Linked DNA regions of Homo sapiens: region 2 is linked to region 1. A link is an interaction called in ENCODE POLR2A ChIA-PET data of the cell type or tissue named here. Cell type or tissue: B cell. All regions are shown on one strand. Each heading gives the region's core, and the rest is flanking DNA. Links, peaks and the distances in the headings are about the cores only.

The links. Peaks named below come from ENCODE experiments on the same cell type or tissue, not always from the same donor. Only the 100,000 strongest peaks of a DNase experiment are listed, where the experiment ranks them.
Region 2: POLR2A ChIA-PET joins it to region 1 with 11 read pairs; 2 of 35 experiments call an interaction of 5 or more read pairs at or near these places.

What each region holds. Positions count from the first base shown.
Region 1 is chr1:211,395,597-211,407,903 of GRCh38, reverse strand. It overlaps LINC00467 (long intergenic non-protein coding RNA 467), which reads right to left. Exons shown (of 6, transcript NR_026761.2): 4 at 11,073-11,137. Among named protein-coding and RNA genes, the nearest start is that of LINC00467, 19 kb to the right of the region's middle. RefSeq lists enhancers at 6,669-7,410, 8,896-9,639. In B cell, for the core only: no CTCF peak of the experiment used is centred there; no DNase peak of the experiment used is centred there; H3K27ac peaks cover 722 bases.
Region 2 is chr1:211,343,524-211,355,830 of GRCh38, reverse strand. TRAF5 (TNF receptor associated factor 5) reads right to left here. Exons shown (of 11, transcript NM_001033910.3): 2 at 2,374-2,592; 3 at 1,364-1,421. The coding sequence starts at 2,591. Among named protein-coding and RNA genes, the nearest start is that of TRAF5, 23 kb to the right of the region's middle. RefSeq lists a silencer at 2,322-2,451. In B cell, for the core only: a CTCF peak has its summit at 2,753 (motif pointing right); DNase peaks (open chromatin) are centred at 2,040, 2,430 and 2,760; H3K4me3 peaks cover 978 bases; H3K27ac peaks cover 4,195 bases.

The sequences.
Region 1 (12,307 bases), core at 2,369-7,368:
TGCCTGCCTCTGAAGGCTCCACCTCTGGGGGCAGGGCACAGACAAACAAAAGACGAAATAACCTCTGCAGACTTGAATGTCCCTGTCTGACAGCTTTGAAGAGAGTAGTGGCTCTCCCAGCACATAGTTTGAGATCTGAGAACGGGCAGACTGCCTCCTCAAGAGGGTCCCTGACCCCTGAGTAGCCTAACTGGGAGGCACCCCCCAGTAGGGGCGGACTGACACCTCGCACGGCTGGGTACTCCTCTGAGACAAAACTTCCAGAGGAACAATCAGGCAGCAGCATTTGCGGTTCACTAATATCCGCTGTTCTGCAGCCACCGCTGCTGACACCCAGGCAAACAGGGTCTGGAGTGGACCTCCAGTAAACTCCAACAGATCTGCAGCTGAGGGTCCTGACTGTTAGAAGGAAAACTAACAAACAGAAAGGACATCCACACCAAAACCCCATCTGTACGTCACCATCATCAAAGACCAAAGCTAGATAAAACCACAAAGATGGGGATAAAACAGAGCAGAAAAACCGGAAACTCTAAAAATCAGAGCCTCTCTCCTTCTCCAATGGAACGCAGCTCCTCACCAGCAACGGAACAAAGCTGGATGGAGAATGACTTTGACAAGTTGAGAGAAGAAGTTTTCAGAAGATCAAACTACTCCGAGCTAAAGGAGGAAGTTCAAACCAATGGCAAAGAAGTTAAAAACTTTGAAAAAAACTTAGACAAATGGATAACTAGAATAATCAATGGAGAGAAGTCCTTAAAGTACCTGATGGAGCTGAAAACCACGGCACGAGAACTACGTGACAAATGCACAAGCCTCAGTAACTGATGCAATCAACTGGAAGAAAGGGTATCAGCGTGAAATGAATGAAATGAAGCATGAAGAGAAGTTTAGAGAAAAAAGAATAAAAAGAAACGAACAAAGCCTCCAAGAAATATGGGACTATGTGAAAAGACCAAATCTACGTCTAATTGGTGTACCTGAAAGTGACGGGGAGAATGGAACCAAGTTGGAAAGCACTCTTCAGGATATTATCCAGGAGAACTTCCCCAATCTAGCAAGGCAGGCCAACATTCAAATTCAGGAAATACAGAGAACGCCACAAAGATACTCCTCGAGAAAAGCAACTCCAAGACACATAATTGTCAGATTCACCAAAGTTGAAATGAAGGAAAAAATGTTAAGGGCAGCCAGAGAGAAAGGTCCGGTTACCCACAAAGGGAAGCCCATCAGACTAACAGCTCATCTCTCAGCAGAAACTCGACAAGCCAGAAGAGAGTGGGAGCAAATATTCAACATTCTTAAAGAAAAGAATTTTTAACCCAGAATTTCATATCCAGCCAAACTAAGCTTCATAAGTGAAGGAGAAATAAAATACTTTACAGACAAGCAAATGCTGAGAGATTTTGTCACCACCAGGCCTGCCCTAAAAGAGCTCCTGAAGGAGGCACTAAACATGGAAAGGAATGACCAATACCAGCCACTGCAAAAACATGCCATGTTTTAAAGACCATCGATGCTAGGAAGGAACTGCATCAACTAACGAGCAAAATAACCAGCTAACATCATAATGACAGGATCAAATTCACACATAACAATACTAACTTTAAATGTAAATGGGCTAAATGCTCCAATTAAAAGGCACAGACTGGCAAATTGGATAAAGAGTCAAGACCCATCAGTGTGCTGTATTCAGGAAACCCATCTCACGTGCAGAGACACACACAGGCTCAAAATAAAGGGATGGAGGAAGATCTACTAAGCAAATGGAAAACAAAAAAAGGCAGGGATTGCAATCCTAGTCTCTGATAAAACAGACTTTAAACCAACAAAGATCAAAAGAGACAAAGAAGGCCATTACATAATGGTAAAGGGATCAATTCAACAAGAAGAGCTAACTATCCTAAATACATACGCACCCAATACAGGAGCACCCAGATTCACAAAGCAAGTCCTTAGAGACCTTCAAAGAGAGTTAGACTCCCACATAATAATAATGGGAGGCTTTAACACCCCACTGTCAACATTAGACAGATCAACGAGACAGAAAGTTAACAAGGATATCCAGGAATTGAACTCAGCTCTGCACCAAGCGGACGTAATAGACATCTACAGAACTCACCACCCCAAATTAACAGAATATACATTCTTCTCAGCACCACATCACACTTATTCCAAAATTGACCACACAGTTGGAAGTAAAGCACTCCTCAGCAAATGTAAAAGAACAGAAATTATAACAAACTGTCTCTCAGACCACAGTGCAATCAAACTAGAACTCAGGATTAAGAAACTCACTCAAAACTGCTCAACAACATGGAAACTGAACAACCTGCTCCTGAATGACTACTGGGTACATAACGAAATGAAGGCAGAAATAAAGATGTTCTTTGAAACCAATGAGAACAAAGACACAACGTACCAGAATCTCTGGGACACATTCAAAGCAGTGTGTAGAGGGAAATTTATAGCACTAAATGCCCACAAGAGAAAGCAGAAAAGATCTAAAATTGACACCCTAACATCACAATTGAAAGAACTAGAGAAGCAAAAGCAAACACGTTCAAAAGCTAGCAGAAGGCAAGAAATAACTAACATCAGAGTGTAACAGAAGGAGATAGAGACACAAAAAACCCTTCAAAAAATCAATGAATCCAGGAGCTGGTTTTTTGAAAAGATCAACAAAATTGATAGACCGCTAGCAAGACTAATAAAGAAGAAAAGAGAGAAGAATCAAATAGACGCAATAAAAAATGACAAAGGGGATATCACCACCGATCCCACAGAAATACAAACTACCATCAGAGAGTACTATAAACATCTCTACGCAAATAAACTAGAAAATCTAGAAGAAATGGATAAATTCCTTGACACATACACCTTCCCAAGACTAAACCAGGAAGAAGTTGAATCCCTGAATAGACCAATAACAGACTCTGAAATTGAGGCAATAATTAATAGCCCACCAACCAAAAAAAATCCAGGACCAGATGGATTGACAGCCAAATCCTACCAGAGGTACAAGGAGGAGCTGGTACCATTCCTTCTGAAACTATTCCAATCAACAGAAAAAGAGGGAATCCTCCCTAACTCATTTTATGAGGCCAGCATCATCCTGATACCAAAGCCTGGCAGAGACACAACAAAAAGAGAATTTTAGACCAATATCCCTGATGAATATCAATGCAACAATCTTCAATAAAATACTGGCAAACCGAATCCAGCAGCACATCAAAAAGCTTATCCACCATGATCAAGTGGGCTTCATCCCTGGGATGCAAGGCTGGTTCAACAAACTCAAATCAATAAACGTAATCCTGCATATAAACAGAACCAAAGACAAAAACCACATGATTATCTCAATAGATGCAGAAAAGGCCTTTGACAAAATTCAACAACCCTTCATGCTAAAAACTCTCAATAAATTAGGTATTGATGGGACATATCTCAAAATAAAAAGAGCTATTTATGACAAACCCACAGCCAATATCATACTGAATGGGCAAAAACTGGAAGCATTCCCTTTGAAAACTGGCACAAGACAGGGATGCCCTCCCTCACCACTCCTATTCAACATAGTGTTGGAAGTTCTGGCCAGGGCAATCAGGCAGGAGAAGGAAATAAAGGGTATTCAATTAGGAAAAGAGGAAGTCAAATTGTCCCTGTTTGCAGATGACATGATTGTATTTTTAGAAAACCCCATCATCTCAGCCCAAAATCTCCTTAAGCTGATAAGCAACTTCAGCAAAGTCTCAGGATACAAAATCAATGTGCAAAAATCACAAGCATTCTTATACACCAATAACAGACAGAGAGCCAAATCATGAGTGAACTCCCATTCACAATTGCTACAAAGAGAATAAAATACCTAGGAATCCAACTTACAAGGGATGTGAAGGACCTCTTCAAGGAGAACTACAAACCACTGCTCAACGAAATAAAAGAGGACACAAACAAATGGAAGAACATTCCATGCTCATGGATAGGAAGAATCAATATCATGAAAATGGCCACACTGCCCAAGGTAATTTATAGATCCAATGCCGTCCCTATCAAGCTACCAATGACTTTCTTCACAGAATTGGAAAAAACTACTTTAAAGTTCATATGGAACCAAAAAAGAGCCCACATTGCCAAGACAATCCTAAGCCAAAAGAACAAAGCTGGAAGCATCATGCTACCTGACTTCAAACTATAGTGCAAGGCTTACAGTAACCAAAACAGCATGGTACATGTAGCAAAACAGAGATATAGACCAATGGAACAGAAAAGAGCCCTCAGAAATAATACCACACATCTACAACCATCTGATCTTTGACAAACCTGACAAAAACAAGCAATGAGGAAAGGATTCCCTATTTAATAAATGGTGCTGGGAAAACTGGTTAGCCATATGTAGAAAGCTGAAACTGGATCCCTTCCTTACACCTTATACAAAAATTAATTCAAGATGGATTAAAGACTTAAACGTTAGACCTAAAACCATAAAAACCCTAGAAGAAAACCTAGGCAATACCATTCAGGACATAGGCATGGGCAAGGACTTCATGTCTAAAACACCAAAAGCAATGGAAACAAAAGCCAAAACTGACAAATGGGATCTAATTAAACTAAAGAGTTTCTGCACAGCAAAAGAAACTACCATCAGAGTGAACAGGCAACCTACAGAATGGGAGAAAATTTTTATAATCTACCCATCTGACAAAGGGCTAATATCCAGAATCTACAAAGAACTTAACCAAATTTACAAGAAAAAAATCAAACAACCCCATCAAAAAGTGAGTGAAGGATATGAACAGACACTTTGCAAAAGAAGACATTTATGGAGCCAACAGACACATGAAAAAATGCTCATCCATCATTGGCCATCAGAGAAATGCAGATCGAAACCACAATGAGATACCATCTCACACCAGTTAGAATGGCGATCATTAAAAAGTCAGGAAACAACAGGTGCTGGAGAGGATGTGGAGAAATAGGAACACTTTTACACTGTTGGTGGGACTGTAAACTAGTTCGACCATTGTGGAAGACAATGTGGCCATTCCTCAAGGATCTAGAACTAGAAATACCATTTGACCCAGCGATCCCATTACTGGGTATACACCCAAAGGATTATAAATCATGCTGCTATAAAGACACACTCACACGTATGTTTACTGCAGCACTATTCACAATAGCAAAGACTTGGAACCAACCTAAAAGTCCTTCAATAATAGACTGGATTAAGAAAATGTGGCACATATAAACCATGGAATACCATGCATCCACAAAAAAGGATGAGCTCATGTCCTTTGCAGGGACATGGATGAAGCTGGAAACCATCATTCTGAGCAAACTATCGCAAAGACAGAAAACCAAACACCGCATGTTCTCACTCATAGGTGGGAACTGAACAATAAGAATACTTGGACACAGGGTGGGGAACATCACACACTGGGGCCTGTCGTGGGGTTGGGGGAGGGGGGAGGGATAGCATTAGGAGATATAACTAATGTAAATGAGGAGTTAATAGGTGCAGCACACCAACATGGCACATGTATACATACATACATGTATACAAACCTGCACGTTGTGTACATGTACCCTAGAACTTAAAGTATAAAAAAAAAACAGTGAAAGATCTTTACAATGAAAAGAATAAAACATTGATGTAAGAAATTAAAAAGACCACAAAAAAGAAAAAATAGTCCATGTTCATGGATTGGAAGAATCAATATTGTTAAAATATCCATACTCTCTAAAGCAGTCTACAGATTTAATGCAATCCCTATGAAAATACCAAATTGGAAAAAAAGTCCTAAAATTTATACAGAACAAGAAAAGACCCAGAATAGCCAAAGCTATCCTGAGCAAAAAGAAAAAAACTGGAGGAATCACATTACTTGACTTCAAATTATACTACAAAGCTACAGTAACCCAAACAGCATGGTACTGGCATAAAAACAGACACACAGACCAATGGAACAGAATAGAGAACCCAGAAACAAACACGTACATCTACAGTGAACTCATTTTTGACAAAGGTACCAAAAGGATATATTGGGGAAAAGACATTCTCTTCAATAAATGGTGCTGGGAAAATTGGATATCCATATGTAGAAGAATGAAACTAGACCTCCATCTCTTGCCAGATACAAAAATCAAATCAAAATGTATTAAAGACTTAAATTTATGACCAAAAACTATAAAACTACTACAAGAAAACATTAGGAGAAACTCTCTAGGACATTGGACTGGTCAACGATTTCTTGAGTAATACCCTACGAGCACAGGCAACTGAAACACAAATGTACAAATGGGATCATATGAAGTTAAAAAGCTTCTGCACTGCAAAGGAAACAATTAACAAAATGAAGAGACAACCCACAGAATGGGAGAAAATTCCTTCAAACTATCCTTCTGACAAGGGATTGATAACCCTTGAATATAAAACAAGCTCAAACAACTCTATAGGAAAAAATCTAATAATCCTATTTTTAAATGGGCAAAAGGTCTGAATAGACATTTCCCAAAAGAAGACACACAAATGGCAAACAGGCATATGAAAAGGTGCTCAACATCACTGATTATCAAAGAAATGCAAATCAAAACTATAATGAGATATCATCTCACCCTAGGTAAAATCGGTTTTATCCAAAAGACAGGCAATAACAAATGCTGAGAAGGATGCTGAGAAAGGGGAACCCTCATACACTGTTGGCAGGAATATAAATTAGTATAACCACTATGGAGAACAGTTTGGAAGTTCCTCAAAAAACTAAGAAGAGAGCTACCATAAGATCCAACAATCTCATTCCTAGGTATAGACCCAAAAGAAAGGAAATCAGTATGTCAAAGAGATATCTGCACTCTGGTGTTTACTGCAGCATTATTCACAATAGCCAAGATCTGGAAGCAATCTAAACGTCCATCAACAGATGAATGTGGTACAAATACACAACGGAGCATTATTCAGCCAAAAAAAAAAAAAAATGAGATGCTGTCACTTGCAACAAGGGATGGAAATGGAGGTCATAGTTAAGTGACAAAAGCCAGGCACAGAAAGACAAAATTCACATGTTGTGATGTTGTGGGATGTTTAAGCCAAGAGGAAGGCCATAAACTAGAGGAAATAACAGAAACATCAGCACCAGTATCCACTAGGCCCTCAAACTTTTTTCCTTTAATGTGTATGGTGTAGGTGGGCCGTTGTTTAGAAATTACATTAACCCAATAAGCGGCCTTTTCACTTCCGGAGCCCATCCCAGGGCCACATGTCTTATCTCCTTCGTTTAAAACGATATTAGGTAGTGAAAGCAATTGAGCTTGTTTAACAGCAGTAAAAGAAACAGGAGCTTGGCCTGGGGAGTGTAATCTATCCTAAGCTCTCATACACACCTTTGTTACTTGTTTTGTGGTAAAAGTATCAAAGTTTAATTGGGCATAAGTATCAGAGAAACTATTGGAGCCTGTGAGCTGAGCCTGAGTAACTAGAATGTCATTACTCCGATTTAGCTGAGCCTGAAAACAGGCCTCCTCTGACCACCAGGCTGAGATGGAGTTAGAACAGCTTTTTGCCAAAAGGTCACAGTCTAAAGGAAGCAAAGCGACCTCAGTACAAAAAGTTTGCAATACCATTTGAACATAAGGAAAAGTAGGACCATACTGAGTACAAGCATCCTTAAATTGTTTTTAAAAAGGTAAGATTCAGCGGCGCGTATCGATGCAGACCGGTTGAGGAACTGAAACGACAGGAGGGTGAGGGGCTGTAGTGGATGGGGGAGGGCCTGGAGAATGATAGGTAAATTGTAGTTTGGTCCCAGAGCCATTAGTTGATGCTGGAGGTTTGAAGAGAGAAGAATTAGCATATCTATGGCACCGGGCTGTGTGAGTCGCAGCCGCAGGAGTTTGAAGTACTGGCTTTTCGTGAGAAGAAGTAAGAAAAGTAGGGGGTAACTTTAAGCCAAAGTTACCAGAGTTAGACATCGAATTTTCAGAATCATTAGGTAGGGGAGGAGTAGCTGAAGGGAGAGTCTGAACGAAGGCCATGTGGTAGAGGAAGGTTGAGAAAAAGGCAGAGAAACTGAGGAAAAGGCAGAAAACTGCGGCAACTGCAGGGGGTCACGAGATTGGCAAGCCACTAAGATGGCATGCACCAAGGCCCAAGCACCCCAAACAGTGATGGGAACATAATACCCTGCCGAGACCAGTTTTCGGAATGCTTTACGAACACAATCACACAATTTTATATACACGGTTCCTTTTTCAGGAAACCAAGGACAGTATTTTTGTACTGCCCTGAATAGAGTGATAACAAAATGACACAATTTTATATACACGGTTCCTTTTTCAGGAAACCAAGAACAGTATTTTTCTACTGTCCTGAATAGAGTGATCATATTTTTCATGGTTACCTGTTTTAACAGGAGTTTCTTAGATTACAAATGACCCATAGTTAACCCAGACCTTACACAGATTACTCACCACTCGTCGGGGAGTTGAACACGCTTATCTGTGGACCAAGCCGATTGATGTTTCACCGCACCTACCAAAGGGAATCGGGTTCCCTCATGCACTTAGGAAAAAAGAAAGACCACGTGGGCGCCAGATATCGGGGGACCTGCCCCGATAATCATGTAGGTTCTTTTCTATTTTCCTAAGCGTCGGCTGGCTTGAGAAATAAAGGGACAGAGTACAAAAGAGAAATTTTAAAGCTGGGCGTCCGGGGGAGACATCACACGTTGTTAGGATCCATGATGCCCCACAAGCCACAATAACCAGCAAGTTTTTATTAGGGAGTTTCAAAAGGGGAGGGAGTATACGAATAGGTGTGGGTGACAGACATCAAGTACTTAACAGGGTAATAGAATATCACAAGGCAAGTGGAGGCAGGGCGAGATCACAGGACCACAGGACCGAGGCGAAATTAAAATTGCTAATGAAGTTTTGGGCACCACTGTCATTGATAACATCTTATCAGGAGACAGGGTTTTGAGATCAACCGGTGTGACCAAAATTTATTAGGTGGGAATTTCCTCTTCCTAATAAGCCTGGGAGCGCTATGGGAGACTGGAGTTTATTTCGTCCCTGCAGTCTCAACCATAAGAGACAGGTACGCCCCGGGGGGGCCAGTTCAGAGACCTACCCCTAGGCGTGCATTCTCTTTCTCAGGGACGTTCCATGCTGAGAAAAAGAATTCAGCAACAATAGCCAAGATCTGGAAGCAATCTAAACGTCCATCAACAGATGAATGTGGTACAAATACACAACGGAGCACTATTCAGCCAAAAAAAAAAAAAAAATGAGATGCTGTCACTTGCAACAAGGGATGGAAATGGAGGTCATTGTTAAGTGACAAAAGCCAGGCACAGAAAGACAAAATTCACATGTTGTCACCTATTTGTGGGAGCTAAAAATGAAAACAAATAAACTCATGGTGATACCAGAACGATCGTTACCAGAGGCTTAGAAGGGTAGTTGAAGGTGGGGAAAGGAGGATGATTAATGAGTATAAAAATATAGCTAGAATGTATAAGATTTCGTATTTTATAGCACAACAGGGTGATTACAGTCAACAACAATTTATTGTACATTTAAAAATAACTAAAAGAGGCAGGGCACGGTGGCTCATGCCTGTAATCCCAGCACTTTGGGACGCTGAAGTGGACGGATCACATGAGGTCAGGAGTTCGAGACCAGCCTGGCCAACCAGGTGAAACCCCGTCCCTACTAAAAATACAAAAATTAGCCAGGTGTGGTGGTGCATGCGTGTAGTCCTAGCTACTTAGGAGGCTGTGGCAGGAGAATTGCTTGAATCCGGGAGGCAGAGGTTGCAGTGAGCCGAGGTCGCATCATTGCACTCCAGCCTGAGCAACAGGACAAGACTCTGTCTCAAACAAATAAAAATAAATAAGAATAAAAAATAAAATAAAATAACTAAAAGAGTGTAAGTGAATTGTTTGTAACACAAAGAAAGGATAAAAGCTTGAGGTGATGGATACCCCATTTACCCTGATAGGATTATTATGCATTGCATGCCTGTATCAAAATATCTCATATATCCCATAAATACACTCACCTACTGGGTACTCACAAAATCTTTTTTTAAATACAAGGAAAAAAATTAGAAACATCGTAAATGTCCATCCACAGGACAATGGATAAATTGTGCTTTATTCACACAATAGAGTATTATATGGCAGAGAAAATTAATGAACTACAGCTACACAAAAATATGAATACATCATAAAAACAAAATATTGTGTGAAAAAGTAGCTAGAGAAAACTGCAGAAAATATATTATTCTTATAAAACCCCAAACCAAATAAGCTAAACAAAATAATATTTCAACATACATCCATTTGTAATAAAGTGATTTTCAAAAGGCATGAGAAGGAGCAACACAAAATTTAGGATATTACTTTTAATGCGAAGGCAAGTGAATAGAAGGAGGAAGAAAAATACTGAAAGATAATCATAATTGGTAATGTTCTAGTTAAATAGGTTCATGATGCTTTACTATTGTCTGTTTTATATATGTTACACATAGTTCATAAACTATTATATGAAATAAATTTAGAGAAGCAAATTGATAGACTATTTTTGTTAGCATAAAATTATATGTGTATTATATAGTACATAAAACTATACATATTTATTTATATTTATTTTATTTATTTCCATGTGCACAGAGGAAAAATCTAAGGTTGTACAGCAAATACTTGAGTGATACCCATAGGGAAATTAAATAAAGAGAAAAGAGTGTAGCTATTTTACCTTTCATTTAATTTATGTCTCTATTACTTGCATTTATTTCAAAGCACATAGGCTATTTTATAACTATGTTAACACCAAAATTAAAAAGAATCTAAAGAATTGTAATTATAAGGTTTTACCCGTCTGCATAGTTTTCTGAGAAGTATTTGAAAAGCAGCAAAGGACACTATAAGCTTAGCACCATGTTAACTACCATGTTAACCAATCTTTGACTTTTATCTCTTCAAATTCCTTATAGATTCTGTTTCTTAATTAATACGTACAATATCCTCTAATAGCCAAATCTTATTCTTATATTACTCACAATTACTAACCTTTCTTTTTTCCCATTTATTTGTTTTCTCTCTTCTCTTCTTCTTAATTTTTCCCTTGGCAGCATCTAAAAGTTTAAAAAGATTTGGAAGTTTCAGCTCTAACATTAAAAATTATTTTACTGATTAAAGAATTTGAAGGATTAAAATAATTGATATTTTAATCAACTTTATTATGCTTGTTGGAAGAATCTTACAAGATACAAATAGCAGATAAAACTGTTTAATTTGCCAGGCATGGTGGTGCACATCTGTAATTCCAGCATTTTGGGAGGCCGAAGCAGGCAGATCACTTGAGCTCAGGAGTTTGACACCAGCCTGGGCAACATCGCAAAACCATGCCCCTACCAAAAGTACAAAAATGAGCCAGGCATGGTGGAGTGCACCTGTAGTCCCAGCTACTCAGCAGGCTGAGGTGAGAGGATCACTTGAGCCCAGCAGGTCAAGGCTGCAGCGAGCCAAGATCATGCTACTGCACTCCAGCTTGGGTGACAGAGTGAGGCACTGTCTCGAAAAAAAGAAGAAAAAAGAAAAAAGTTTAATTATAGTTGTATCCCAGTATAAATATATGGCATTTAGGAACCCATCTAAAATACAATACTCTCCTAGGTCCACCAGAATGCAACCTCTAGTTAATCTAGGGAGTATAAGGTGTTATTAGCAGAAACTATGTGAATGCAACTATTAAGCAGTCTATTGGAAAATATAAAAAATGAATTATTTTAATTAGAAAATGGAAAAGGAGGACGGGTGTGGTGGCTCATGTCTGTAATCCCAGCACTTTGGGAGGCCGAGGCAAGTGGATCACTTGAGGTCAGGAGTTTGAGATCAGCCTGGGGAACATGGCGAAACCTCATCTTTACTAAAAATACAAAAATTAGCCATGCATGGTGGTGGACACTTGTAATCTCAGCTACTGAAGAGGCTGAAGCAGGAAAATCACTTGAACCTGGGAGGCGGAGGTTGCAGTAAGCTGAGATTGTGCCACTGCACTCCAGCCTGGGCAACAGAGCGAGACTGTCTCAAAATTAAAAAAAAAAAAAAAAAAGAAGAAAAAAAAAAAGAAAAAGAACATGGAAAAGGAGAATGTTAATTTGCCACCACATTAACTACTCCGTTCTACAAAAGACAACCATTTTCCTGACTAGAAGCAAAAGTTACCGATGTGATTTTTGTATTATCCAGCTTGGGGATGTCAGTTTCTTGAATCTTTAGTTGATGTCTTTCATCGGTTTCTG
Region 2 (12,307 bases), core at 1-5,000, 50 kb after region 1:
CACTGAAATTTGAATTTCACATGTCACCAAACTTTCTTCTTTGGATTATTTAAAATGAATTTTTATTTTGAAGTAGTTTAAGACTCACAAGAAGTTGCAAAAATATGAGGGTTTCTATGCACCCACCATTACATAAAAAGAATTTCTTAGCTTACAGGCCATACAAAAACAGGTAGCAGGCTGGATTTGTCCCAAGACTGTAGTATGCCAACCCCTGGATAGTAGGTCAGACAGACACTAAATGCAGCACAGCCGTGTTGTAGGTATTTGCAAAACACCTCATAAGGAGTATAGAGAAGATGCGTGTACAGCAGACTAGAGGCTCAAGGAAAGCTTCTGCTTGAACATCCTGCAACAGAATCTTAAAGGAAGAAAACTGAACTTAAAGAGGAGTTTTAAGGGAGAAAGTCTTCATGACAATGGAACAGACAATCGTTTCTTAGATACAACACCAAAAAAGAACAAGCAACCAAAAAAAGAAAAAAGAAATAGATGAATTAGAGTTCATCAAAATGAAAATTTTTTGTGCTTCAAACACACGATCAAGAAAGGGAAAAGACAACCCACAGAATGGAAGAAAAATATTTGCAAATCTTAGCAGCCAAATGTCTGCTAAGAGATTTATATCCAGAATATATAAAGAACTTTTTTTTTTTTTGAGACAGAGTCTTGCTCTGTCACCCAGGCTGGAGTGCAGTGGCATGATCTCAGCTCACTGCAACCCCCACCTCCCAGGTTCAAGCGATTCTTGTGCCTCGGCCTCCCAAGTAGCTGGGATTACAGACATGCACCACCACACCTAGCTAATTTCTGTATTTTTAGTAGAGACAGGGTTTCGCCATGTTGGTCAAGCTGGTCTCAAACTCCTGGCCTCATGTGATCTGCCTGCCTCAGCCTCCCAAAGTGCTAGGATTACAGGCTATAAATAACTCTTATAATTCAACAATAAAAGGTAAATAACTCAATTTTTTAAAATGAGCAAAGGAACTAAATAGGCATTTTTAACAAAGAAGATGTACAAATAGCCAATAAGCACATGAAAAAATGCTCAACTTCATTAGCCAACAGGAAAATGCAAATCAAAACCATAATGAAATATATTAGCTGGAGCCAGTGTAGGAAGGGGATGAGGAAGAAGCAGGAGAGGAGACTTGGGGTGGAGGAGGGGTGTGGTCAATAAAGACCCAAACAAGCCTCTCAAACAGGGCTACGAGTAGGGTCTGATGTGACCCCACAGCAGAAGAATATGGACTCCAAGGAAGGTCTCCCTCGACCACTCTCCTGCTCCTATCTCAATGTCCAATTCACTGACTTCTTCTCCATCACCCTGAGAGCTGCTAGACAAAAGCAGTGACTTTCTTACCTCCTGAGATTTGATGACCTCTTTATCTACAGGGCAGATTGGCACTGTGTTTAATTCTCTGGAGAAAAAAATTAAAATGGAGCCAGAGTTAGTTGTTTACCTCAACAGCATTTCCAAGACCAGCCCCAGGGCTCCAGCCATGCTCTAGCCCTGGGCAGGCTGGTCCCTGTCTGCACATGCTGTTCCCTCTACCCAGAAGGGGCCTCCTGTACCCCTCCTTCAGCACCTTCCTGTTCTTTCAGTTTGCCTGAAAAACTTCATGCAACCTCTGGGATGCAGTCAGTGAGTCCCTGGACAGAGCTGAATGCCCCCTGTCCTTTGTTTATCACGCTGTGCCACATTTGTCTCCTCTAGACTGGGACATTCTAGAGGGCAGACATGGGGTCCTGTTCCACATTGTAGCTCTTCAGCATGACAGCACAGAACACACAGGTGCTGAAGGCACAAACACATGAGGGAATGAGGATGTGCTGTAATAACCCCCTTTCAAAGCTTGGCAGGGTAAAATGACTGCCTTGCTTCCTATATAACCCCCCAAAGTGTACCTGCTTCCACATCTCTCCTGGTATCCTCCCTCAACACAGTATGACCCAGGTCTTACAGCTGCCCAGGAGTGGACAGCATCCATGGCAGCAAGGTCCCTTCTAGGTGCCACAGCACCTCTGCCTCAAGGCAAGGGAAGATTGGGGTGACTACAACACAGACATTGTGAGATTCAAGCCCTTCTCCACAGCCAGCTCCCATGATGGAGTGTGTGTCTAGGTCTGCTGTCCCATGCAAAGCAGGTACAGTCTGAATTTTAAGAAAAGGTAAATATCTGTAAATTAGTGACCAAAAAATGATTATTCTTCAGGCCCTCACAGAGGGGATCTGGGAGAGTCCTTCCTTACAGTCATGGTTCTGTGGCCAAGTAAAACAACTCCAAAACCCATGAAAACAGTTGAGTGGCCACAGTTGCCACCTGGATGCTAGGACTGCCATGGCCAGAGTTGCAGGCCCTGCCCACTCACCTCAGGGACAGGATGCAGTGCTGGCAGAAGCGGTGCCCACATCCTGTCTGGTGGGGGTTGTGAAGCACCGAGTGGCAGAAGGCACATTTGTAGCGCTCTTCCAACCGCTCCACAAACTGGTACTCTATACTGGGCTCAAAGTCCAAGGAAATGGAGTTGCCGGAATTCTGGCGGATGAAACCACAGGGCATACCTTTATGCTCTTCTGAATAAGCCATTCTGCAGAGGTCAGGGGAGGAGAGGGAAAATTAAGTGTGCAAACACTGAAACAACCACAGCCATCAGATGCTTTGGTTATTTGTCTCATAATTAGTGTACATCATTCACATGGTCATTCTGTTGTGACTCTGAAACAACAGTGACAACCTCCTGCCACTAGGGGGCTCCGGCAAAGGTGCAATGTCTTTGGGGTGCTCAGGTTAGAGGCTGGACCAGATGACTTCTAGCAAGATTCTACGAGATTCAGTTCTTTGTCCATCAGTCTTTTACAGGGTGCTAAATTACCCTGTCAGTTTGGCCATATGCTTGGACAAAATATAGCCAGGTGTGTTAATTACATTATAAGTAAACTGTTAGGAATTTTTCTTCCACTCAATGAGAGAATGGAAACACAGGTTTTGTTAAAATTTTTAGAAGCAGACAAATATATTTCTCACCATCTTGGAAGCACAGAGCAAGCGTTTACCAGACATTGAACATGCTGGTGTCTTGAACTTGGACTTCCCAGCCTCCAGAACTATGAGAAATAAATTTCTGTTCTTTATAAACTACCCAGTCTGAGGTATTTTGTTACGTCAGCACAAACAGACTAATACTTTTTTTCTTTTTTTCAGAGACAAGGTCTCACTCTGTAGCCCAGGCTGGAGGCCAGTGGTGTGATCATGGCTCACTGTAATCTCCAATTCCTGGGCTCAACTGATCCCTCCCCAGTAGCTGGGACTACAGGCACTACAGGCACACACCACCACACCAGGCCAATTAAAAAAAAAAAAAAACTTTTTTTTTTTTTTTTTTTTAGAGACAGTGACATGGTTTGGCTGTGTCCCCACCCAAGTCTCCTCTTGAATTCCCACATATTGTGGGAGGGACCCAGTGGGAGGTAATATAATCATGGTCTTTCCTGTGCTGTTCTCATGTGAATAAGTCTCATGAGATCTGATGGCTTTATAAGGTGGAGTTTCCCTGCACAAGCTCTCTCTCATTTTGCCTACTGCCATCCATGTAAGACGTGACTTGCTCCTCCTTGCCTTCTGCCATGATTGTGAGGCGTCTGCAGCCACATGGAACTGTAAGTCCATTAAACCTCTCTTTTTTATAAATTGCCCAGTCTTGGGTATGTCTTTATCAGCAGCATGAAAACGGACTACCACAGACAGGGTCTCACTATGCTGCCCAGCCTGGTCTTGAACTCCTGGACACAAGTGATCTTTGTGGCTCAGCCTCCCAAAGTACTGGGTAAGCCACCACACCTGGCCTAAGATAACACTGTTAAAACCTGTGGAGCCAAGGACCCAACACAGCAACACAATATTGAAGGAGAAGAACAAAGCTGGAGGACTAACACTACTCAACTTCAAAACTTATTATAAAGCTACAGTAATCAAGACAGTGTAGTACTATCAAAAGAACAGACAAATAGATCCAGGGAACAGAATAGACAACCCAGAAATAGACCCACATAAATACAGTCAACTGACCTTTGACAAAGGAGAAAGGGCAAAACAATTATGCAAAGATAAGTCTTTTCAACAAATGGTGCTGGGACAACTGGACATCACATCAGAAAACGAAGCTAGACACAGACCTGACACCCTTCACAAAAATGAACTCAGAATGGATCACAGACATAAACATAAAATGCAAAGCTATAAAACTCCTACTAGATAACATAGGATAAAATCTAGATGATCTTGAGTTTGGCAATGACTCCTTGCACACAAATATATTACTCACAGTATCTATCACTGCCATTGCGGTAGATCGAATGTTTGTATTCCTCCCAAAATTTATATGTGGAAATTCTAACCCCCCATGTGACAGTATTAGGAGGTGGGCATTTGGCAGGTAATGAAGTCATGAGAGTGGAGCCCTCATGAATGGGATTAGTGCCCTTATAAGAAGAGGCCAGAGAAGGCTGGACGCAGTGGCTCATGCCTATAATCCCAGCACTTTAGGAGGCTGAGGCAGGCGGATCATGAGGTCAGGAGATAGAGACCATCCTGGCTAACGCGGTGAAACCCCGTCTCTACTAAAAATACAAAAAATTAGCCAGGCGTGGTGGCAGGTGCCTGTAGTCCCAGCTACTTGGGAGGCTGAGGCAGGAGAATGGCGTGAACCCAGGAGGCAGAGATTGCAGTGAGCTGAGATGGCGCCACTGCACTCCAGTGTCAGAGCAAGACTCCGTCTCAAAAAAAAAAAAAAAAAAAGAAGAGGCCAGAGACAGAGAGAGCAGGGAATGGTGGTGCACACCTGTAGTCCCAGCTACTCAGGAGGCTGAGGTGGGAAGATGGCTTGAACCTAGGAGTTCGAGTCTAGCCCAGGCAACATGGCGAGACCTCCTCTCTAAAGAGGCCAGAGAGGTCCCTGGCCCTCTTGCTGCCATGTGATGATACAGCAGTTAAGTCTGCAGCCCGGAAGAGGGACCTCATCAGAACCCAACCACACTGGCACGCTGATATTGGGCTTTCAGCTTCCAGAACTGTCAGAAACCTCTGTTGTTTATAAGCTACCTAGTCTATGGTGCTTTCTTATAGCAGCCCAAGCTAAGACAAGTACCAAGCCACATCATTTCTCACCTGAACTAAATATGAGTTCATTAATTGCTTTCTTCTCCAATCTACTCTCCATACTATAGCCAGGATGAGACTTTCAAAATGTCAAGTACAATGTTAGGTTATCTCCCTTCATCTTTTAGTGGCTTCCCAGGTTCTGAGAGAAAGTCCACAATGCTAAGCAGGCTCAAGACTGTATCCTCCCCAGTACAGCACCATCCTGGACCTCTCTTTCCTGGCTTTCCGTACTCCAGCCACACAGGGTTTTTGTTTTTGTTTTTGTTTTTGTTTTTGTTCTTCTAATACACCACACTCTATGCCACAGGGCCTTCGCACAAGCTACCTGGGAGGCTGAGGCAGGGGGGGATCACTTGAGCCTGGGAGGTGGAGGCCACAGCGAGTCATGATTATGCCACTGCACTCCAGCCCGGGTGACAGGGCGAGAGACCCTGTCTCAAAAAAAAAAAAGAAAGAAAAAAAAAAAAGCCTGGGGTTTGAGACCAAAGCTCCACCTTTTCCCTAGTGTTTCCTGCAAAACTTCAAGGGTGGTAGGTAAGCAGTATAAGATACAAATGTTCCCTCCTGTAACATGGTTGACTCTTGGGATTTAACAAAAGTTTTAATTCTGAAGATGAAGAGGCAAAACATTTTATTTACATGCACAGCCCTAATAACCAAGCCCCACCTTTCTCTCAGAGAACTGGAAGAACCACTTTCAAACTGCCCTGCTCTGCCTTGTGTTCCCTCATTCCTGCGGAGGTTGGCACTTCGCATCCTGTGCCCTGATGTCATATTCTATGTCCTTCTGAGATTCTCTTCTGAGGCCAGGCCCAAGTCTGTCACACAGTATCTAAATTTGGACTCTCAGAGATGTATCCTAAAGCAACAGGCTCATTCAGTCCCCAGAATAAGGCAGTAGGATGTACAAAACTCAGTTCAGGTTCCCTCCACTACACTCTGCACTCTCCCTAACACAAGAATCTATGGCACTCATCTGTGTGTATGTCCATCTTTTGCTACAACAGTAGTTCTCCAACTTTTCGGTCTCTGGACCCCCTATGATTTGAATGTATGTGTCCCCCCCAAAATTCGTATATTGAAACCTAAGGTCCAGTGTGATAGTATTAAGAGGTGGGACCTTTAGGAGGTGATTAAGTCATGAGGGCTTTGTATCCACGGATGGGACCAGTGACCTTAAAATGGGCTCAAAGGAACTAGCTAGGTTATTTTGCCCTTCCAACTTTCCCCATGTAAGGACAGTGTTCATCTCTGGAGGATGCAGCAATAAGCTGCCATCTTGGGAGCAGAAAGTGAGCCCTCACCAGACACGGAATCTGCTGGTGTCTTGATTGTGGACTTCTCAGCCTTCAGAACTGTGAGAAATACATTTTTGTTCTTTATAAATTACCCAGTCTGAGGTATTTTGTGATGGCAACACAAACAGACTAAGATAACACTCTTGTTTTTTCTTTCTTTTCAGAGACAGGGTCTCACTCTGTAGCCCAGGCTGGAGTGCAGTGGTGTAACCATGGCTCACTGTAACCTCCAACTCCTGGGCTCAAGTGATCCTTCCACCTAAACCTCCCCAGTAGTTAGGACTACAGGTGCGTGCCACCACGCCTGGCTAATTTTTTTTTTTTTTTTTTTTTTTTAGAGACAGAGTCTCACTATGTTGCCCAGCCTGGTCTTGAACTCCTGGCCACAAGCAATCCTTTCAGCTCAGCCTCCCAAAGCAATGGGATTACTATAGGTATGAGCCACAGCACCTGGTCTAAGATAACACTCTTAAAACTTGAGGAGCCAAAGATCCATAGGATGGACACTACCCAACTTCAAAACTTATTATACTTGATTATAAAGAATATAGAGAATAAAGAGCCCAGAAATAGATCCACATAAATATAGTCAACTGACCCTTGGCAAAAGGCCAAAGGCAAAACAATGATGCAAAGATAATCTTTTCAACAAATGGTGCTGGGACAACTGGACATCTACAACAGAAAATGAAGCTAGACACAGACCTGACACCCTTCACAAAAATTAACTCAGAATGGATCACAGACATGAATGTAAAATGCAAAACTATAAAACTCCTACTAGATAACACAGGATAAAATCTAGAGGATCTTGAGTTTGACAATGACTTTTTAGGTACAACACCAAGGGCACAATCCGTGAAAGAAAGAATGGATAAACAGACTTCCATTCAATTTTGCTGTGAACCTAAAACTGCTCTAAAAGAAAATCTTGTCTTTTTTTAATGGAGGACCCCTAAGAGTTTTTGTTTACGCAAATTATATCTATTCATATTTACCATACTTGAGAGTCAAATTGAGGAATTTTAAAAGTATTTACTTCAAGATAATAAGCCAATTATATGTTAATACAAATATTTTTATGAAAAATAACCATTTTCCAAAACAAAAGAATTAGTGAGAAGAGTGCCACCATTTTACATGTTTGCACATCTCTTTAATGTGTTGCTTAATAGAAGATAGCTGGATTCTCATGTCTGCTCCTACATTCAGTCTGTTGCATATCATATATCATTTAGCTTCAGGGAAACATCTCTGTGCATTTGTAAAAGGAGAGTACAAATGGCAAACGATGTCAGTACTATTATGAAAATAGTTTTGACCATGCAGATCCCCTGAAAGTGTGTCAGGGAGCCCCAAGCAGTGCTGTGCTAGTAAACATTTAATAATCTGCTCAACTGGGGGAAAGCTCCAGCTTGTAGCATTTGCCGATTTCTGTGGTTAAACACTTCCACTATGGCTAATTTCAAGGTAACAATGAAAAAGGTCACTGAACTGGAACTGGGAAAGAGATGCACACAATTGGCTCTTACCTGAACTCACCTGAAGTAAGAGTCCATTAAGTGACTTCCTAGTAAGAGCTGCTCCAGCACCCCAGGGGCCCTTGAAGCACACTTTGGAAACCACTGCTCTATTAGATGGCTGTGTGGGCCCATGTCTTGTCAGCTTTGTCCTGGCAGACACAGCACATGTGACTCTCACAGTCTCCTTGCTCCTGCTGAACAGCCAGCAGAGGACTGAATGCCCCATCCTTCCTCTCCCCATCCATGTGTGTATTTCCCAGACCTATTCAACAGGCCTAAGTCATTCACTGACCTTGTTCACTCTCTAATCGGTTATTGTCTTGTCCACTATTTGTTTTTATGAAATTGGGTTTTTAATCTCATAACACATTGTAGAAAAATAAGCATTTATGTTCGGCCATGAGATGTGGACTTGAGGTGTCTTTCTGGGTGAGGTTCTAGTATATAAACAGAGCTGTGATGCCTCCCAGGGCAGGATCCGTCTCCTTCTGAAGCTTCCTCAAGCCTGGACCCACTTTGTTCACTGACATGAGAGAGCCCAACAGCAGAACTAGAAAGGCTATGCTTCTTTACCTAACAAATATATTTATCTAATTAATTAGATACTTTCAGCTGGTATTCTGTCATTCCCAGGCAGCTATTTAGTGGAAATGAGTAAGCACTCCATTTTATTAAAATCTTTCCCCTCTGTGTATAACAGCTTACGTAACAGGAACAACAAAGCAGCTCAGTTCTTGCAAGTCAGGAAAAAAAAAACATATCAAAACTGCTAAAAATAGAGCTTATATATCACCTTTCTGCAGTCAATGGCATTCGTATTCTTGCCATCAATGGGATGTACAGTGTGGTACTCCTACTGAAGAGTTGTTAACTCAAGCCAAAAGAGACAAAAGAAAGTCACATCCCATCTATTCCCTAAGAACTCTTGTTGAGTTTCTTTGAAATGCCATCTTCTTGTTTCATAAATTGATGCATCTTTTCCATGAGAATTTTTTAGGAATTCCAAAGGAAAGCTGTGGATGCCACCATTTACATTCTTTACTTACGTATCTCTACGGATTCATTTCTGGAGAACATATGACAAATATTCTCACATTCTGAAGCAACGTGAGCTTAGCCTTCAGTTATAACAAAAAAGATATGTATTTTGCAGAGTTTAAGGTTTAACAAAGAAAGGTAGATCCTGCTCTGTCTATCCATACCACCTCCATACCCCTGCCAACATCCAGTTTGGATTAATGAAGATTTGAAAAACTGGGGAATTTTTAAATATATTATGTTATAGTGCATAAGACATAAGTCCACAAAATTTGTCTTCAGGGTTTTCAAGTTCTGATTCTTGGGGAATTACTGATTACTACAGATAAAATCCCAGAGTGAAAAGGGCACAGGACCAGAGACCTCTGTCTCTGCTCTGCCACTCACCATCCATGAAACCGTGAGCAGGACACCCCACAGCCCACTCATCTGCACATCCCTGCACTGATCCTGGGTTAGGTCCTGAGAATGCAGAGGCTGTGACGTTGCATCTGCCCTTGAGTCCCTCCAAGGACAGAAGAAATAAGGCACAAAAATGATCAATTACAATATCCCACTGGCAAGTACCACAAACAGAGATTTCGACAAAGAACTGGTACAGCCTAGGTGAGGGGTAGCTAACAATTTCTGAGGTGTCTGTGCTGATTTCACAGAGAAGAAATCATCTCAGCTGGTCTTGAAGAAAGAGGAGGCATTTTCTAGATGAAGGAGGTTAAAGAATTTCCTGCTATCACAAAAGTTCTAGAATGGTTAGCAATTAACTGTAGCTGAAGTGGAATTAAGGGAACATGCCAGTCATTTGCCTGTTTGCCCAGATCCACCCCCTACTCTTGCTCTGCTTAGCTCTGCAGCATGAGGTAGGGTGAAATTTGATGCCGCAAACTGTTTTCCAGGCTCCCTGGCTTCTGGTTAGGTTCAGCCAATGAGAGGCACTGGGATGGGAAGAGTGGGAAGAGGGGCAAGCCAGGGGATCTCTCCCCGATCCCTGGGTGCTGGGCAGCATCTCAACAGTGACTGGTGCTCCTCCATGGCTCTAATGACACCAGATGGCCCCTCTCTCTGTGGACAGGCTGCCAGAAGGCAAACTGTCCATTTCTCAGCTCTGCTCAGGTCTTGCTGGCAGTGTTGGTCAACTGCCTAATACCCACTTGAGCAGCATGGGAAGGATACAAATATGTTATTCCCCAAACCCACCCAAGGCCCACCAATGGGTCCTGGGCTTAAAGAGGAGAGACTGTGGCTGGTGATAAAGAAAAGTTAAAATGTTCAATCCCAAGATGCAGTGACCCAACGGGTCTCTGGAATCCATGCCCTCGGTGGGTTCCAGATGCTCTCCTGCTAGGATCGGCAGTTCTCTCTCAAGGTCATGGCTGGCGTTGAATCCTGTGATTCTGCTCTTCCAGGAAGAACAGTTACTACCAGGAAGCAAAAAAAAAGGAGGGGGGGGGAGCGCAGGGCTGGCACAGTGGCTCAAGCCTGTAATCCCAACACTTTGAGAGGCCGAGGCAGGAAGATTGCTTGAGCTCAGGAGTATGAGACCAGCCTGGGCAACATGGCAAAACCCCATCTCTACAAAAAATACAAAAATTAGTTGGCCAGGTGCAGTGGCTCATGCTTGTAATCCCAGCACTCTGGGAGGCCGAGGTGGGTAGATCACCTGAGGTCGGGAGTTCAAGACCAGCCTGACCAACATGGAGAAATCCTGTCTCTACTAAGAATACAAATTAGCTGGGCATGGTGGCGCATGCCTGTAATCCCAGCTACTTGGGAGGCTAAGGCAGGAGAATCGTTTGAACCCAGGAGGCTGCGGTGAGCCGAGATTGTACCATTGCACTCCAGACTGGGCAACAAGAGCAAAATTATGTCTCTAAATAAATAAATAAATAAAATTAGCAGGGTGTGGTGGTGCACGCCTGTAGTCCCAGCGACTTGGGGGGCTGTGGCAGGAGGATCGCTTGGGCCTGGGAGGTCGAGGCTGCAGTGAGCCGTGTTCATTGTTCACGCCACTGCACTCCACCCTGGGCGACAGAGAAAGACCTTAACTTAAAAAAGGAAAGGAAAACGAAGGAGGAGAAAGCACTTTATCTGTTAGGCTATCCTCCTGGCACAAAGGAGAACTGAAATGGTCTCACAGTTTTTCCAAAGCTTCTGTCTGTGATGGCCTAAAGAGGCCTTCCCTCAAAAACTGAAGAAGAAACCCCTTTAACCAGGCAGGTCAAAGACGAAGGCCTTGGAGAAAGGGAGAACCAATAAGGCCATTTTCCATTACACCTAATGTGGCTGGGAGCTCATGCAGAGACCAGGTGACACCACGACAACCAGACAACATGTGACCACAGTCCACCGACGCACTGTTCTTGCCCCAGGATGACTGGCTTTGATGTCTTAGAGGCAGAGATAAGGGTATGTTTTCTTTGCTTTTCCTTATGTCTTCACAGAAGGAAGTTGTCTTGGGAACAGGACAAACAATGATGTGAGTATAATTTTAATTACTTTAAAGAGAACTGTGACTTCTCTCCAAGTTGTCAGGAAACCTCTGGTTCCCCATTCTCCTGGCGGTACAGCAAGCACTGACAGTGAGTAGATGGGAGTGCAAAGGCTGAAGGGCATCCCTCTTCCCCCAACCCTCCAGGCTGCACACCCATGCTGGCCTGACGAAAGCTGCTGCTGCCTCAAGTCAGTCCCACTTACAGAGATGCCTTTAGTGGAACTCTTCTCCTCAGAACCATGTAGAGTCTACCTGACTCCAGGTGGTACTTTTAAGGTATCCAGGAGACCTTTAGATTTGCTCTCAGAAACCAGACCAAGAGGAAAAAATAACAAAGAAAGCTCTACTGATCTTCCCACACAGCAGCTTTCTCCACTAGGAAGCCTTGTTCTCCACTAGGAAGCCCCCATCCTTGGCTCCAGCTCTGTAACAGTCCCCACTGCTACCTAGGGACAGTTCCTCGAGCTCCCATTAGTCCCCAGGCCAGAGTACCCAATAACTCAGATGACTCAATAATCAGTGTGGAAACTCCGAGTCACTGTGAGGCCACAGTGAGAAAGGGCCGTGAAGACAATCTAGGAGAGTTCCGATTGAGGCAGAGGGCAAGAGAAGGGTATTAAAAGAAGTGAATGGAGCCTAAGGCTGGAGTCAGATATGGGTTAGGATTACAAGTACTGAGGCTATGTCCAAGCACAGAGACAGCTAATTATATGCATTAGCTCATTTTAACCCCTCAGCCAGGTGTGGTGGCTCAAACCTGTAATCCCAGCCATTCCGGAGGCTGAGGTGGGAGGATTG